Regions from separate parts of the Homo sapiens genome. Here region 1 is linked to region 2. A link is an interaction called in ENCODE POLR2A ChIA-PET data of the cell type or tissue named here. Cell type or tissue: PC-9. All regions are shown on one strand. Each heading gives the region's core, and the rest is flanking DNA. Links, peaks and the distances in the headings are about the cores only. Region 1 overlaps EGFR (epidermal growth factor receptor). Region 2 has its middle 86 kb from the start of EGFR.

Region 1 (8,343 bases), core at 95-8,094, 110 kb before region 2:
TCAGCTCACTGCAACCTCCGGCTCCCAGGTTCAAGTGATTCCCCTGCCTCAGCCCCTCAACTAGCTGGGATTACCGGCATGCGCCACCAAGCCTGGCTAACTTTTTGCATTTTTAGTAGGCATGGGGTTTCACCATCTTGGTCAGGCTGGTCTCCAACTCTTGACCTCAGGTGATCCACCTGCCTCTGCCTCCCAAAGTGCTGGGATTACAGGTGTGAGCCACCATGCCCAGTCCCAGTTTTAATCTTTTAAAAGCAGCAGGCCAGATCAAGTACACACAATATGTTTTCCACTTAAAAACATTTTGATTGAATGCATTAGGCTACTCTCTTTTCAGGGCATTTTTAGGAAAAAGTTTTCCTGCATAACAATACTCCAGTAATGCTTCGTCCTCTAAACTGAAATTCGTGTACTAGGTGTTCTGGGTGATACCCCCAGGGCTGGCCTTGTGTAACCACCACTCAAGGCAGCAAATGGCCTGCAATCAGGACCAGGAACCTGCAGACCTTGCCTGCAGCCATGAGGCTCAGAGCTGGTTTCTGGGCCACCTTTTCTCCCAGAGCTATCTCCTCTTCTTTATGACTGTGTTATCACCACTTTACAGCTTTGTTGGAATGGCCCTATCGTACCGGTAACTTTTACAAGGTGTCTCAACTGTTTTCAGGAAATAGACTAGTTATAAATACATATAAATCTAAGGCATACATTTTGTGATTTTTATGTTACTTATCTAAATAAGGCACATTAATTTTTAATATCACCGGACACACCAAGAGTAAGAACTGTACTATTAATTAGATGTGGACACACTTGCAAAGCAGCAAGTACCCTGCTTTCCCCTGCTGTGGTCTGAATGTCCCTTCCAAAACTCATGTGGAAATCTAATTGCCATTGTGACAGCATTGGGAGGTGGGGCCTTAAGAGGTGATCTGAATGTGAATAAACTCAAATCTATTTACATTTGAGCAATTGTGGGTTGTGGCAATATTAGACAGGGCTCTGTATTGCAGGACTTTCCAAAATCTTTAATATGAAATGTGTACGAGAAGCGTAGTGCAGATTCCAAGCTTTCTGAGCATGTTTGACCTCAGAATGCTGTTTTTTTTTTTTTTTTCCAAGAACATCTATTAACACTAACACATGTCTAAGGAACAGAGCCGAGAAACACTGGCTTAGGACGCACCACGCCAAATGCTGCCCTTTATAATGACTCCCAGAGCCATGAAGGGCAGCCCATACACAAGGTCAGTGACACTTCCACAGTGGGCTCTCTGAAGAGTAAGGAATTAGGCCTCACTTCATTATTTTGGAAGTAGGTTTATGTGTACATAATATCCCCTTGTAGAGAGCAGAATGTCAGAAAGAAACTGAATTCACATTTCCCTAGATGGTTATTCTTTTCAATCTACTAATGCCAAGCCTTCAGAGAAACACAGCCGCAAAAGTAAAAAGACTGAGGCCCAAGAGCCAAGGGCTGGAAGTAGAGGAGACTAGGAATACTTTAAGGTTCTAAAAGAGCATGCGACATGTTTCTGAGAACCTCCCCACAGATACTACCCATAGTACTGTCTAGAGCGCTGCTGTCCAATAGAAATGTAATACGAGATGCATACATAATGTCACATTTTTGAGTAGCCACACTAATAAAAAAAGTAGAAAGAAACAGAAGAAATTAATCTCCTGTTTTATTTAACTCAATATGTCCCAAATATTTTCATTTCAACATGTAATTAATTTAAAAGTTATCAATGAGATTTTATTAACATTGTTTTCCTTGTCCTAAGTCTTCACAATCCAGTGTGTATTTGAGACTCACAACACATCTTAGTTTGGACTAACCATATGTGAAACACCGAACAGCCAACAATTGTGGCCCATGGCTACCCTATTAGAAGGCAATGTTCTAGAAATCACATCTATAAGAACAGCTGCAGCAATAAAATAGTTGGTATTTATTGAGTACTTCCTGGATGCCAGGCACTTTTCACTTTTCACACATTACCTTTCTGAAGTCTCAACAGCTTTAGGTGCCATCATGTTGACACTCGACAGGTGAGGAAACTGAGGCACAAAGAGATTGAGGTGTCTCCACTCAATCACACAGCCACTTAAGTGATGGAGCTGACTCTGAGGTCCCAAGAACCCACCGTGAGTATAGTCTAGAAGCCTCTCTTCAGGCCACTTTTGTTAGAGACGGAAGGAACCTTAGCTGTCATGAAGTCTAACCCCTTCTGTTCACAAGTGAGAAAACTGGGGTCTTTTACTAAGAACAAAAAACCTGTCATAGAAAAGCAAGTGAAGTTCAATCAATTGTTTAGCTGGATATAGTCAAATTAAACTTGATTAAAATATACGTAATTTATTTTAAAATTCTCATTTTGGATCTCTAAAACTTATTAATTTATACAGAGAGGAGCAACTGCATTACAGACATAAAGAGAGAGCAATAACTCATAATATATGATTAATAAACTTTATTAAATCTTAGTGAAGTCAAAGATTTGAAAATGTTGATTTCACTATTTTAAAACTAGTAGTTAAGCTGGGGTCTCCAACTCCATAACTTACTTATTCTCTTGAGTTTCTCAACTGGAGGTGATGCAGGTTTTGTGCAGTCAAAGCTTAAGCAGTTTTGGAAGCTCTTTTAAAGAAAGCTGGACTCAGGATCATGCCAGCTGGATGGCTTGTCTGCATGCCTTTCTAGATGGCCGGAATGTCTGCATCAGGACTTTCACGGAGCCAAGAGAATCACAGGGCCACGTAAACAACAAAGGCCATGAACACAGCCTTCTTTCTTAGACAATCGCAGAACCTCTGTGGACCTCGTTAAATAAGAGAGTTGGACTAAGATCCCATCTAGTTCTGAAAGAATTCATTCACTTAACAAACATTTATTGTGCCCCTGTTGTATGCCCGCTTATAGGCATAAGTGACTGAAGTTCAAGAAATTATTGTATTTTAGGACACACGAGTTATGCGGGGGGCGGCGGGAAACAAGTGTTACTGGACTCTAGCTCACAACCAGATTTGCTTTTCAAGCTGGACTTCAGTTCCAACAAGACCCTTGGTCACCTGCCCTGCCCAAATGCCAAGGGGACACCCCGCAGGTGTGCTGCTCTGTTCCAGGACTCTGGTAACTCGCTCGAAGCACCACAAATGCATGGTGACTTCTCAGCTCTGGGGATCTGGGCAGCTGCTGAGTCAGGTGCCCAGCTCCAGGCCCGTAGTGACCTCTGCCTGGCAGAAGGCTTCCTTTTCATTTCTTTTTCTAGGTTGTTAGGTATAGTAATCTAAAACCTTGGCACAAACAACATTATTTCAAAGTCCCATAAAGCAGAAACAGGCATACATTTACTGTTCACTTGTGTAATTCAAACTATTAAACACACTTTCACCCTTGGGCAGGCTGCTACCAAAAGAAAGAATAGTTCAGACTGGAGCAGCTGCCTTCTCTCCATGACAAAGCTGGGTTAGAACAAGCTGGTTTCTCTTCTGGCTCTGCAGGATTAGTGTGGTGAAGGATTTCTTTACCTAATGGCATCCTTGCATTGCCAAGACAGGAAAAAGTAAGAAGAAAAAAGAAAAGCACGTGTTTTATGTTAAATTTATGTTGTTTCTACAGCAGTGAAGGAGCCAGTTTCTAAGGCCAGGGCCCCACTGATTCCTTTCTGAGCAAGTGTCTGGGTGGGTGCATATAACTAAGGCGTCTTCACGTGGCTCTTGCTTTCACTTGGTAGGTTTTCAGGTTGAACAAGCTGAGGCAGGTGAGGTTGGAATGCTAGGCCAAGTGCAACTGGTCAGGAATGCCATCCTGCATGCTGGCTGTTGCTCTTCTGGGCACTTAGAAAGTCCAGGCAAAGGATCATTAACTGCAAAGCAAGAGGAATGAAGAACAGGACTGCATTCTTATGCAATTTTAAAGAAGATAGATAAGTTGACTTGGCTTAACCTTGGGTTTCTCAACCTTAGAACTATTAACATTCTGGGCTGGGGATTCCTCTGTATGGTGGGGGCTGTCCTATGCATTAAAGAATGTTAGCCTGGGCACGGTGGCTCACACCTGTAATCCCGGCATATTGGGAGGCCAAGAAGGGGGCGGTTCTCTTGAGGCCAGGAGTTCGAGACCAACCTAGCCAACATGGCAAAACCCCGTCTCTACTAAAAATGCAAAAATTAGCTGAGTGTAGTGGTGCACACCTGTAATCCCAGCTACTACTTGGGAGGCTGAGGCATAAGAATTGCTTGAACCTAGGAGGCAGAGGTTGCAGTGAGCTGAGATCACACCACTGCACTCCAGCCTGGGTGACAAAGTGAGACTCTGTCTCAAAAACAAAACAAACAAACAAAAAAACTTGTTTACCACCATCCCTGACCTCTACTCACTAGATGCCCCAGTGTGACAACCAAAAGGTTCTCCAAACATTGCCAGATGTCTCCCAGGTGAGATGAGGACAGGATTGTCTCAGTTAAGAGCTACTGGTTTAGACCTTAACATTCCGAAAATCTATTAACTTGATTCACAACTCAGCTCGTAGGCCATATTTCAGATACTAACATTGAGTCTACGGCCATGCCACCTTGAACGCGCCCGATCTCATCAAGTATTAACATTGAGAGCAGTGCCTTGAACATAGCAGACAGTCATTAAATAGCAGTTTGAAGGATAGGTACCATCCGATTTGAAAGAGGTGGAATATATATACTTATAGAGGGCTGTGCTTTATAACTTCAAGACATACCAATTTAACATAATACATGACACATCTAGACGTGAGAGTCTATCGTAAACACAGCGAAAGGAAATTCACAGATAGCTTCTACCTCCTCATGAAGTCATTTGCAATGCTAATTTCCATTTCCAGAGGTAAACTGAGAAAGCATCATTTGTTAAACTTGTAGATGCAAAGTCAAGACAATACGCATCTCCAGCCTCACGTGGGACCGCAAAGTTTGACCTGTTATCATTATTTTACTCAGAGATTTCTTTTGATTCCCCTATATGTTATGTCTTCTGGTTGGATAATTAAAAAAATCACCTGGTTGGTGAGCCCATATTTTCGAGCTTTATAACGACCTCGTGCACATACGTAGAGTGACCTGCATTAACCCCCTTTGCAGAGGAGACTTTTTCCCACATCCATGCTGCATGGAACTATAAGTAGAAAACAGGGGCAATCTTGCAACCATGTACCAAGTGTAAAAAAGCATAGGATACAAAGGATGTGGGTCACAGAACCAAATGGACATGGATTTTCTTGTCCGTGAAATTCCATTTTCTTTCTTTAAGTAGTTCCTCATTTAGCACCTATGGTCTTCCCAGCCTTGTGCCAGCTCTGGGAAGGTTCAATCAGACAGCAAGGATGTAACTTCTACCTCTTGTCATTACTGGATAACCACCAGTTATTTGACTTTTACAAGACATGTGTGGAGCAAACTGACTCTTCATGGTGTTTCTTGAGGTTACCAGTTAATAGCTGTTTCCAAGGTAAATGAAAGTCAAACTTATTTTTCTTTGATGTAATCTTTAATGGTTGTCATGGTTAAGACTTTTTATCAGGCACTTAAAATCACTTTATCATATTTCATGCAAAAATAATCATTTCTTTTAATTACTAAGGGGACTCAGAAGATCATATATTACTCTGACCTGCCTGTCAATTTATACTAACTTGAATTTAAAATACATATACAGAGAAAGAAATATATGTCTCTGAGCTTTTTGGTGCTGGTGAATGCTGCAGAAAATTCTTAGATCCTTCTATATGAAGAGGTTTAATTGTGATTACATGAAGTTAAGGTATAGTTTTCCTTAACAATGATTCAAGTTTTAATCCAAGTACTGTTTCCTTAAACAGTACTTTTAAACTAATGTACTTTAAGGATGAATTATCTGAAAAGTAAAATAAGTAAGAAAACACTTGTCACGCTCACCTGTTTCAGATAAGGCCTATTCACTCCTTTGGACATAACTGTTTTTCTAGGTATTACAATTGAAGTATACAAAAGGCCAATGAGAAAACTTATGAATTAAGATCATTATAATCTAATCATTCACTAGTTTAAACATGTTTGTTTTTAAATACATTGATGCTCGTTAGCAAATAAAGATGTGTTAGGGCTGCAGATGTGTATTTGAATGCAACGGTGCCTACATATATATGTTTGTGGCATGCAGTCAATGTATTTATCTGGTGTCCACTCTGTACATGGTACGATGTGTATGGGCTGGATAAATGGCACCTTGGGCTCACTCCACGTTTTTATGTAAAACTTCTTACTTCTTTTTTTTTTGCGATGGAGTGTCGCTCTTTTGCCCAGGCTGGAGTGCAATGGCGTGATCTCGGCTCACTGCAACCTCTACCTCCCAGGTTCAAGAGATTCTCCTGCCTCCGCCTCCCGAATAGCTGGGATTACAGGCATGTGCCATCATCCAGCTAATTTTTGTATTTTTAGTAGAGACGAGGTTTTGCCATGTTGGCCAGGCTGGTCTCGAACTCCTGACCTCAGGTGATCCACCCGCCTCAGACTCCCAAAGTGCTGGGATTAAAGGCATGAGCCACTGCGCCTGGATTTTATGTAGAATTTCTATCCATCATCACTGACTCTGACACCACCTGTGTACTGCTAATGCACTTATTTACAGGAGACACACAGATTAAATTTACAGAGTCCTCTACTGCTGTGATCCAGAGTGATATTTTTAGCTTGCGGAAAGATCATCAAGTTGTCAGGGTTTCTGTGATTTCCACATAGGACTCCACATACTATTTCTTGCATAGCTAATTTTATTCTTAAATAAATTACAAACATCTTCTGATGTAGATGCAGTAGCTTTCACCTGATAATTATTGAAATGTAGAGTGGAATTCTAAATGTTTCAATGACCTCTTACCTAGTTAATTGAGTAAAGTATATACAAGGTTAAAATTTTCTTGTGTTTCTATAAACAAGATCAGATAAACATCCAGTGCCTATTTAATGTTAACCTGAGATTTTCTGGGAAAAAGGCATGTTGTCACAAAAACAGTAGTTCAAAAAACATGTTTATAAGTAGACACTGAGAAATAAAAGCAAGAAAAGTCTTTCCCCAGTCATTTCATAACCCAATGATAAAATGCAGAGTAAGAGTTTAGATAAGCACTTTAAAATATTACTTTGTAATATTTTCAACCAGCTCTGAAATAAAAATACAGCAATGAGTAAAATAAATTGCCTAGGTTTAATCTGTCCATTTTATATTAACCAAAGCTCCTTGCTAATGGAAAGAATTTTCCAGTTATATCAGAGGACTATAATCATGCAGATCTTCCAACCCCACCTTCCTCCTATTAATTATCCCTAAATTCTACTTGACTTTAGCTGCAGGTCTCAGGATTAATATCGCTTTGAAAAAATGTAGGATATGAATACTGTCATTCTGCAGAAAGTTTATAGGCAATATAGCTACAGAGGCATAATCCACTTTTCATATTTTTCTTGAGGCTGCGGGTGGGGGATCCTCCTTCTGACCTCCACAGAGCCCACTTCCAAGCCTGATGCAGAACTCAAGGCTCCCTGCAGCAAAACTTTCCAATAAGCAACTTTCCTTGTTGGAACAAGACTCAACTGTCTGATCCTAATCCACAGCAAAGCACAGTGGCTTTCAAACCGGGACACATGCGGGGAATTCTGAATTTCTGCGTCACCATCAGTGTATAGTAAGAGAACTGTCAGTGAAGAGAACAGTAAGAGAACTATGACTACCAGTGTATAGTAAGAGAGCTATACTGCTTCAGTGTTTAATTAGCTGTTTTAACAAAGAGAAAGGTATCGGCACAGAGGAAACTCAAAGAGGACCCCATTTCTCTCCCCAGCGCTCCCTCATTATCAACAGCTGAGAAGAGATTCCTGGTGTGCTTGCCTGTCTGGGATCACAGTTCAGTTCACGGACTGCTTTCTTTGCAGCCACTGTGACAGCCCAGGAAAATGTGGAAAGAAATGGGATGTACACAATTTATTTCTTAATTACCGATACACTCAAGTATCCACAGACCTTCTCTTCTCACTCCCTTTATAAAAGAACCTCACTCTAATCACAAACCCACAAGCGACTGCCTGGTCTCTGAATGCCTCCAGCCATGGAGGAGCTCTCCCTCACCCAAGCACATTCCTTTTGGGATATGGGACCTGACATGCTCTGTGCCTCCTTGTGCCTTTCACCACCTTTTCTCATCACAAACCCTCTTCTCTCTGCCAGTCTTGAGCAGCAGATATGGGCGTTAAAGGTCCTGGTCTTCCCACTGGGTGTCTTCAGGTGTTCAGCTCTCCTGCAGGCTTCCACCATCCTGGTCATCTCTGCACTCC
Region 2 (8,343 bases), core at 138-8,137:
AAGGTCTTAGTTTTCTTTTTCTGCTTTTTATCTCCTTTCACTTTGCGGGTTTTCTTCTCCATCTTCTTATCATCTAACTCCTGGTCAGAAGTGATTGCAGGATTACCAATACCTAACCTTTCCAAGTTTCAACAGGAGAAAGAAGTGGATCTTCTTCACTTCCACGATGTCTTCCTTTTCTTTTTGTTTTAGAAGTGGTGAAAGCCTCATCATCACTTGCATCTGAATGTGTTCTCCTATAGTATGACTTGGCTTTACTAAACATGATTTTAGACTTATATTTGTATTTTGAAGGCCTCCATTCCCCGTGATTTTTTTGAGGTTCTATCAGAAAATCCATTTTCTTCATCTCCTTGGGTGTTATTTACAAGTGAGTTTTGAATTTTAATGTGATTTTGACTATCATCTGGGACAATATAAATCTCATCAGAATAGCCCTTCTGTTTGAAAATTGTATCAATGGGTTCCGCATAGTTATCTGAAGGATTCATATCTTCAGGATGTGCCAAAGGCACCTGGGAAGTCCGCTTTCTTGGATTTTTACCAATACCAGCTTCAATTGTTTTTAAAATGTTTGGATCCATTTTTTTCACATTTGTCTTAGGTACAACTAGTTTAGGTTTAATAGGTGGAGGCACTTTATGGTTGCGTTCATGGTCACGACAGTTTGGGGTACTATGAATAGAATATTCATTTCCTTGCAAATCTAATCTGTATCTGGAATGGTCACTAGGTGTTGGAAGCAACTGTACATCATCCCCAGTTGGACTATAAGGAGGTAGTGCTTCTGTGTCATCATCTGAATCAGGGTAGTTGTTATAGGGAAAAAAGTCTCTGGGAGATGGTAGAAAAACATCTTCACTTTGATGGGTTGATTCCCTTGTATTATCAGACAAATAAGAATTTTCTATCATATGTTTTTTCTCTAGAACATCACTAAAAAACAGAATAAAGATCTCAGTTTGCTGATGATACTGAGATAAAGAATACAATGCTGTAAATTTAGCAGTGATCTCAGTTGCAATGTGTTCTTCAGTCATTAATTCTTTGATAGCCTCGTTTTCAAAAAAAAAATCTGCTTGGCTATCAGTAACTGCCACCAGCTGTACAGGAATGTGTTTTGAACTTCTGATAGAAATGCTCGAAGCATTCCCATTGATGCTTTCTGTTTTGCAGAGTAAATTAATATATACCCATGAACTAGTTCATCTTTTCTTACTCCAATTGAAGAGTGGTATGATAATATTGTGGTCTGTATTCGCCTCCTTTTTTCACCAATGATTTTATCAAGCATTAGGGAATTATTCTGTCCAGCTTGAGCAGCACTGCAAGAATGAGAATCAGGGAAGGGTGAGGGAATAAGATTCACACTAAATGGATCTCCATACATGGCACACATGACAATTCTCAAGTCAGCTTCTGATATGTCCTTCTTGGCAGAAACTGGGCTCACCACATCCAAATTGGGTTTAACAGATTCCAGTACTCCTCTTAGAGCTTGCTTTATTTGGGTTTCATAAAAATTATGAGGATATGTACCAGCAGGTACATCTACAAAAGGACATTGTAACTTGTCTGCCCTTGGTGCCTGAGAATTGGTAGATTCTTACTAATGGAATCTCTCTGATTAGCCAGAATTAATGTAAATGGAAGATTAGCCAAGTATTTATCTTTTCTGATCTGAGAAGCTTCAGTTCTTATTTTCCCAATAAATTCCCCCAATAAAACTCAATGACTTAATGGAATTAAATACACAGAAGCACCGATGTGGTTTAAAGGCAGCAGTCCATAACTGACTCAAAAGGTAAGGCGAACTGGCCGAAGATCAAGTTCATAAATTTTCCATCTAAGGCATACTCATCATCAGTGGATTGTGTCCTTATCTCATTTGCTAGTTCTTGGGCAAGGCCAACCTTCCCTAAAATAAAAAGGTTAATTTTATCTATATTGGTACTATCGTGATATAATCTTAAGCAGCCGTGATCCAACTGTAAAAGACTGCTAGCAAGTAACTGCTCCACTTTAATGTCTGTACAATTTTGGTCACTAAGACACGTTTCTTTAGTGGGATGATAAACAAATCCTATATGCTTAAGTAGAAGAGAGTCCCTATCAGGTGCAAGTTTCTGTAAAGCTTTATATCTAGGTTCTTCACTCAGAACTGTATGAATTTCACTCATTTTATCTGAACTAGGTGTTGCATTAAGATCTAAATCATAAAAAAGTTCAGAATGCTCAAAAAGCATTTCTTGAAACTTTTCTTTGGATTTTCAACTATTTATCACTGATGCCTACCATATGCCTCTTTGCTATCAGCCTCAGTGATATACTTGAAGGCTTCATCCTCCATAACAAAGCACATAACTTCCTCCCATGGCTGTCCAGGTGAAATGACTTGAATTTTTTCCAAAGTCTTTTTGAATTTTTCCTTCATTTCTACCCTCCTCTTCTCGGATATTGGATGTTGTACATGGTTCTGACAGACTTTTTCAGCTTCTAAAGTGCTCAGGAGGTCAAATGGAATCTGCCTGTCATTAATTTTGTCTATATGGTCAGTTTCATCCCAAGGTGTTTTTTCTAGCACCACAAAACATAACTGGAAATCTATTCTCTTTTCCATTAACTTCAAAGCTTCTGACCAATTCAAATGTTCAATCTCTTCTAGACTTGGCAAGAGTGTTAAAAACTCTTCTTGGTAAAGTATTTATATACTCTTCTCTCCTTTTTCTTATAGGTTCCTGTTTAAGTTGTTGTATATGTTTTGAGAATGTATTTCTGGCCTTTCTTGTTCCCTCTAAGTTGATGTATTCTTCATAATCAGGATGATTTTTTAAATTTATTACTAACAGTTTTCCAAGTTGCATGATAATCTCTCACGGTCTGCACAAGTTTTCAAACTTATCTGTTGCTGTGACAAGTTGTCTCTGTGTTTTATAAGCATCCAAATAGGGAATAATTTTAGGCTTGCTACGAGTTTTATCCAACATTTGTACCAGTGCAGTGAAACACGTTTCAATGTTGACATTAAATCCTGCTGATGTTTCCACTACAAGAAGCTTCTTTTTGTTTGAAGCAAATGCCTGAACTTCTCTAAGATAATGATCCACGCATTCATCACATTTAGTTGCCGCTATTATTACAGGTATTTTTGATTTTGATAACTGGACAAAAAGGTTATTCACAAATTTAAGTTGATCATCAAATTTCCTATTGCATCCCTGACTTACATCAATGCATAATAAAAATCCATCTACATTGAGCTTCCCTTCAGGCATTTGCTTCTGTTCAAAGTCTTGTTCTAAGCCTAGTTGATCAGTGCAAATGTACATTAGTTTTTCTGCTGACTGCAATCTAGATGCAGCTGCACGTTTTATATATGGTTGCAAATTCATACTCCGATGAGGCAAGAATGTCTGGTCATCAATGAACTGTTAAATGACATGAATTTTGCATTCTACTCCAACTTCACCATTTTGTGTTATGTCACCCCAGTAGTACAAAAAGTGATCACTGTTTACGACTCGTCCTCCAAAGTCAATGGTGCTAAGCACAGAAGTATGCTCTGGATAATATTTATCTGCTTTTGAGCGTGCAAATCTATTGCACAAACAAGACTTTCCAACTCCACAGTTACCTTTGTCTTTTTCAGTCCCAGAGAGTCCAACTACACTGATAGTATAGGATGGGGGACAAGGCTCTTTGTTTTTTGCCATCATAACTCTCTTCTCATGCCTCTACATTCATAAATGTAGATATGAAACCAGATATGCTTCTCATTCTGAAAATAAAATCATCTGAAAATACAGATCCCAAGTTTCAGAACTGTATTTGGTTCTTTGTATTTCCCTCATTTCTGTGCAGAAACATCTTCAAGATCATAGAGATCATTTTCCTAACAACGTCGGTCTCCTCTGTCTCCTCCTCAACCACAGCGGCCCTGGCTGTGGCTGCGGCAGCAACATTCCTGGGTAGCGCTCCCGCCGCCGCCTCCTCCTCCACTCTCTGCTCGCCTCTCCCCCGGCGCGCTCACCGAGCGGCGCGTCCCTTCAGGCACCTCCCTCCGCCCTCCCCGACACACACGCCCGGAAACCCTGAGCCCCACGGCCCCCGCAGCCTGCTCACCCACCCTCCCTCCCTCTCTGCCACCAGCTGCGGCCCCGTCCCTCCCCGCTCTCCCAGCGCCAGCCGCAGCGCCAGGCTCAGTAATGGCGGCCACCCGGGCTCCCTCGCGCTGACCTAAGTTAATTTTTAATGTACAATTAAAGTATTATTGACTATAGTCACCCTGTTGAGCTATCAAATTCTGTCTTATTCATTCTAATTATATATATATGTATGTATGTATGTATGTATGTATGTATGTATGTATGTATGTATGTATATGTATGTTTTGTACCTATTAACCATCCTCACTTCCCTCCTTCACCCCCCCACTACCCTTCCTAGCCTCTGGTAATCATCCTTCTACTCTCTATCTGCATGAGTTCAATTGCTTTGATATTTAGCACCCACAAATAAATGAGAACATGCGAAATTTGACTTTCCAAGTCTGACTTATTTCACCTAACATAATGACCTCCAGTTCCACCTATGCCGTTGTAAATGACAAGATCTCATTCTTTTTATGTCTGCATAGTACCCCATTGCGTATATGTACCATATTTTCTTTATCCATTTGTCTGTTGATGGACACTTAGGTTGCTTTCAAATCTCAGCTATTGTGAACAGTGCTGCAATGAACACGGAAGTGCAGATATCTCTTCCATACACTGATTTCCTTTCTTTTGGGTATATACCAAGCAGTGAGATTGCTGGGTTATATGGTGGCTCTATTTTGAGTATTTTGAGGAACCTCCAAACTGTTCTCCACAGTGACTGTAATAATTTACATTCTCATCAACAGTGTATGAGGATTCCCTTTTTCCACATCCTCATGAGCATTTGTTATTGCCCATCTTTTGGATTAAAGCCATTTTAACTGGAGTGAGATGATATCTCATTGTGGTTTTGATTTGCATTTCTCTGTTGATCAATGATGTTCATCTCCTTTTCATGTGCCTGCTTCCATTTACATGTCTTCTTTTAAGGAATATCTGTTCAGATCTTTTGCCTATTTTTAAATCAGATTATTATTTTTTCCCTATGGGGTTGTTTGAGCTCCTTATATATTCTGGTTATAAACTCCTTGTCAGATGGGTAGTTTGCAAATATTTCCTCCCCTTCCGTGGGTTGTCTCTTCACTTTATTGACATTTCCTTTGCTGTGCAGAAGCTTTTAAACTTGATGTGATCCCATCTGTTCATTTTCGCTTTAGTTGTCTGTGCTTGTAGGATATTACTCAAGAAATTTTTGCCCAGGCCAATATCCTGGAGAATTTCTTCAATGTTTTCTTGAAGTAATTTCATAGTTTGAGGTCTTAGATTGAAGTCTTTCATCCATTTTGATTTGATTTTTTTGTATATGGTTAGAGATATGAGTCAAGTTTCATTCTTCTGCATTTGGATATCCAGTTTTCCCAGCACCATGTATTGAAGAGACTGTCCTTTCCCCATTGTATGTTCTTGGCACCGTTGTCAAAAATGAGTTCACTTGAGATGTGTGGATTTGTTTCTGGGTTATCTGTTCTGTTCCATTGATTCATGCTTCTGTTTTTATTCCAGTACCATGCTGTTTTGGTTACTGTAGCTTTGTAGTATAATTTGAAGTCAGGTGATGTGATTCCTCCAGTTTTCCTCTTTTTGCTTTGGCTATTCTGGATGTTTTGTGGTTCTATGTAAATTTTAAGATTGCTCTATTTCTGTGAAGAATGTCTGGTATTTTTATAGGGATGGCATTGAATTTGTAGATTGCTTTGAGTAGTATAGACATTTTAACAATGTTGATTCTTCCAATCCATGAACGTGAAATACTTTTACACTTTTTTGTGTCCTCTTCAATTTCTTTCATCAGTATTTTATAGTTTCATTGTAGAAATCTTTCACTTCTTTTTGATTCCTAGGTATTTAATTTTATTTGTGGTTATTGTAAATGGAGTTACTTTTTTGATTTCTTTTCCAGAATGTTCACTTTTGGAATATAGAAATGCTACTGATTTTTGCATGTTAATTTCTGTGGTATCAGTTCTAATGTCTTTTTTTTTTTCCAACTCTGCAACTTTTCTGAATTTGTTTATCAGTTCTATACTTTCTTTGGAGTCTTTGCAGATGATATCAGCTCATATCATCTGCAAACTAGGATAATTTGACTTCTTCCTTTCCAATTTGGATGCCCTTTATGTCCTTCTCTTGTCTGATTGCTCTAGCTAGCACTTCCAGTACTATGTTGGATAACAGTGGTGAAAGTGGCATTGCTGTTGTGTTCCAGATCTTAAAGGAAAGGCTTTCAGTTTTTCCTCATTCAGTGTGATACTAGCTGTGGGTCTGTCATATATGTCTTTCATTATGTTAAGGTATGTTCCTTCTATGCCTGTTTTTTAAGGATTTTTATCATGAAAGGGTGTTGAATTTTGTCAATTGCAGCACCAATTAAAATGATCACATGGTTTTTGTCCTTCATTCTATTGATATGATGTACGACATTGATTTATTTGCATATGTTAAAGTGGTCTTATATCCCTGGGATAAATCCCATTTAGTCATGATGAATATTCTTTCTAATGTATTGTTTAATTCAGTTTGCTAGTATTTTGCTAAGGCCTTTTCTATCAATATTCAACAGAGAGAGTGTCCTGTAGTTTTCTTTTTTGATGTGTCTTTGTCTGGTTTTGGCCTCATAGAAGGAATTTGGAAGTATTTCCTCCTCCTCTACTTTTTAGAATAGTTTGAGTAGGATTGGTATTGGTTCTTTAAATGTTTGGTAGAATTCTGTTGTGAAGCCATCAGGTTCCCAGACTTTGCTTTACTGAGAGACTTTTTATTACAGCTTTGATCTCATTGCTTGTTAATGGTCTGTTCGGGTTTTGGATTCCTTTATGGTTTAACCTTGGTAGGTTGTATATGTCTAGGAATTTACACATTTCCTCTAGATTTTCCAATTTGTTGGCATACAGTTGCTCATACTAGCTACTAATGATCCTTTGTATTTCTGTGGTATCAGTTCTAATGTCTCTATTTTTTTCAACTCTGATTTTATTTATTTGGCTCCGGTGTCTTTTTTTCTTAGTCTCCCTAAAGATTTGTCAATTTTATTTATTGTTTCAAACAACTAAATTTTCATTTCATTGATCTCTTGTACTGTTTTCTTAATTTCAAATTTATTTATTTCTGTGCTGATCTTTATGTTTTTTTCTACTACTAATTTTGGGTTTGGTTTGCTCTTGTCTTTCTAATTTTTAAAGATGCATTCTTGGCTTATTTATTTGAAGTTTTCTTTCTTTCTTGATGTAGGTTTTATAGCTATAAATTTCCCTGTTTTTGCTACATTCCATAGGTTTTGGCATGTTCTGTTTCCTTATCATTTGTTTTAAGAAAATTTTCAGTTTCCTTCTGATTTCTTCATTGACTCACTGATCATTCTGGGCCATATTGTTTAATTTCCATTGTGTTTATATAGTTTTCAAAATTCCTGTTGTTATTGATTCCTAGTTTTATTCAACTGTGGTCAGAGAAGATGCTTGATAGTATTTCAATTTTTCTGAATGTTTTAAGACTTGTTTTGTAACCTAACATATGATCTATTCTCGAGAATGATCCATGTGTTGAGGAGAAGAATGTGTATTCTGTGGCCATTGGATGAAATCTTCTGTAAATATATATTAAGTCCATTTGTTCTAAAGTGGAGATTAAGTCTGATGTTTCTTTGTTGATTTTCTGTCTGGAAGATCTGTCCAATACTGAAAGTGAGGTGTTGAAGTCTGCAGCTTTTATTGTATTGAAGTCTATCTCTCTCTTTAGCTCTAATATTATTTGCTTTATATGCCTGGGTGCTCCAGTGTTGGGTGCATATATATTTACAACTGTTATATTCTGTTTCTGAATTGACTCATTTATTATTATATAATAACCTTCTGTGTCTCTTATTACATTTTTTGTCTTGAAGCCTATTTTGTCTGACATAGTGTAGCTACTCCTTTCTTTTTTTTTGCTTCCATTGTCACGCACTATCTTTTTTCATCCTTTTATTTTCAGTCTATGTGTGTCTTTATAGATGAGGTGTGTTTCTTATAGGCAACAGTCATGGGTCTTGCTATTATGTTTATTCAACCACTCTATGTCTTTTGATTGGAAATTTTAGTCCATTTACATTCAATATTATTATTAATAAGTAAGGACTTGCTTTTGCCATTTTGCTATGTGTTTTCTGGTTGTTTGGTGGTTGTTTTGTTTTTTTCTTCCTTCCTGTCTT

What was found. ChIA-PET counts read pairs that join two places held together with the same protein. Peaks named below come from ENCODE experiments on the same cell type or tissue, not always from the same donor. Only the 100,000 strongest peaks of a DNase experiment are listed, where the experiment ranks them.
Region 1: POLR2A ChIA-PET joins it to region 2 with 10 read pairs; 2 of 35 experiments call an interaction of 5 or more read pairs at or near these places.

Annotation. Positions count from the first base shown.
Region 1 is chr7:55,039,359-55,047,701 of GRCh38, reverse strand. All of the region lies in intron 1 of EGFR (epidermal growth factor receptor), which reads right to left. Among named protein-coding and RNA genes, the nearest start is that of EGFR, 25 kb to the right of the region's middle. In PC-9, for the core only: no CTCF peak of the experiment used is centred there; a DNase peak (open chromatin) is centred at 3,811; H3K27ac peaks cover 5,651 bases.
Region 2 is chr7:54,929,072-54,937,414 of GRCh38, reverse strand. It overlaps the pseudogene LOC643168. Among named protein-coding and RNA genes, the nearest start is that of EGFR, 86 kb to the left of the region's middle. In PC-9, for the core only: no CTCF peak of the experiment used is centred there; a DNase peak (open chromatin) is centred at 4,034; H3K4me3 peaks cover 1,800 bases.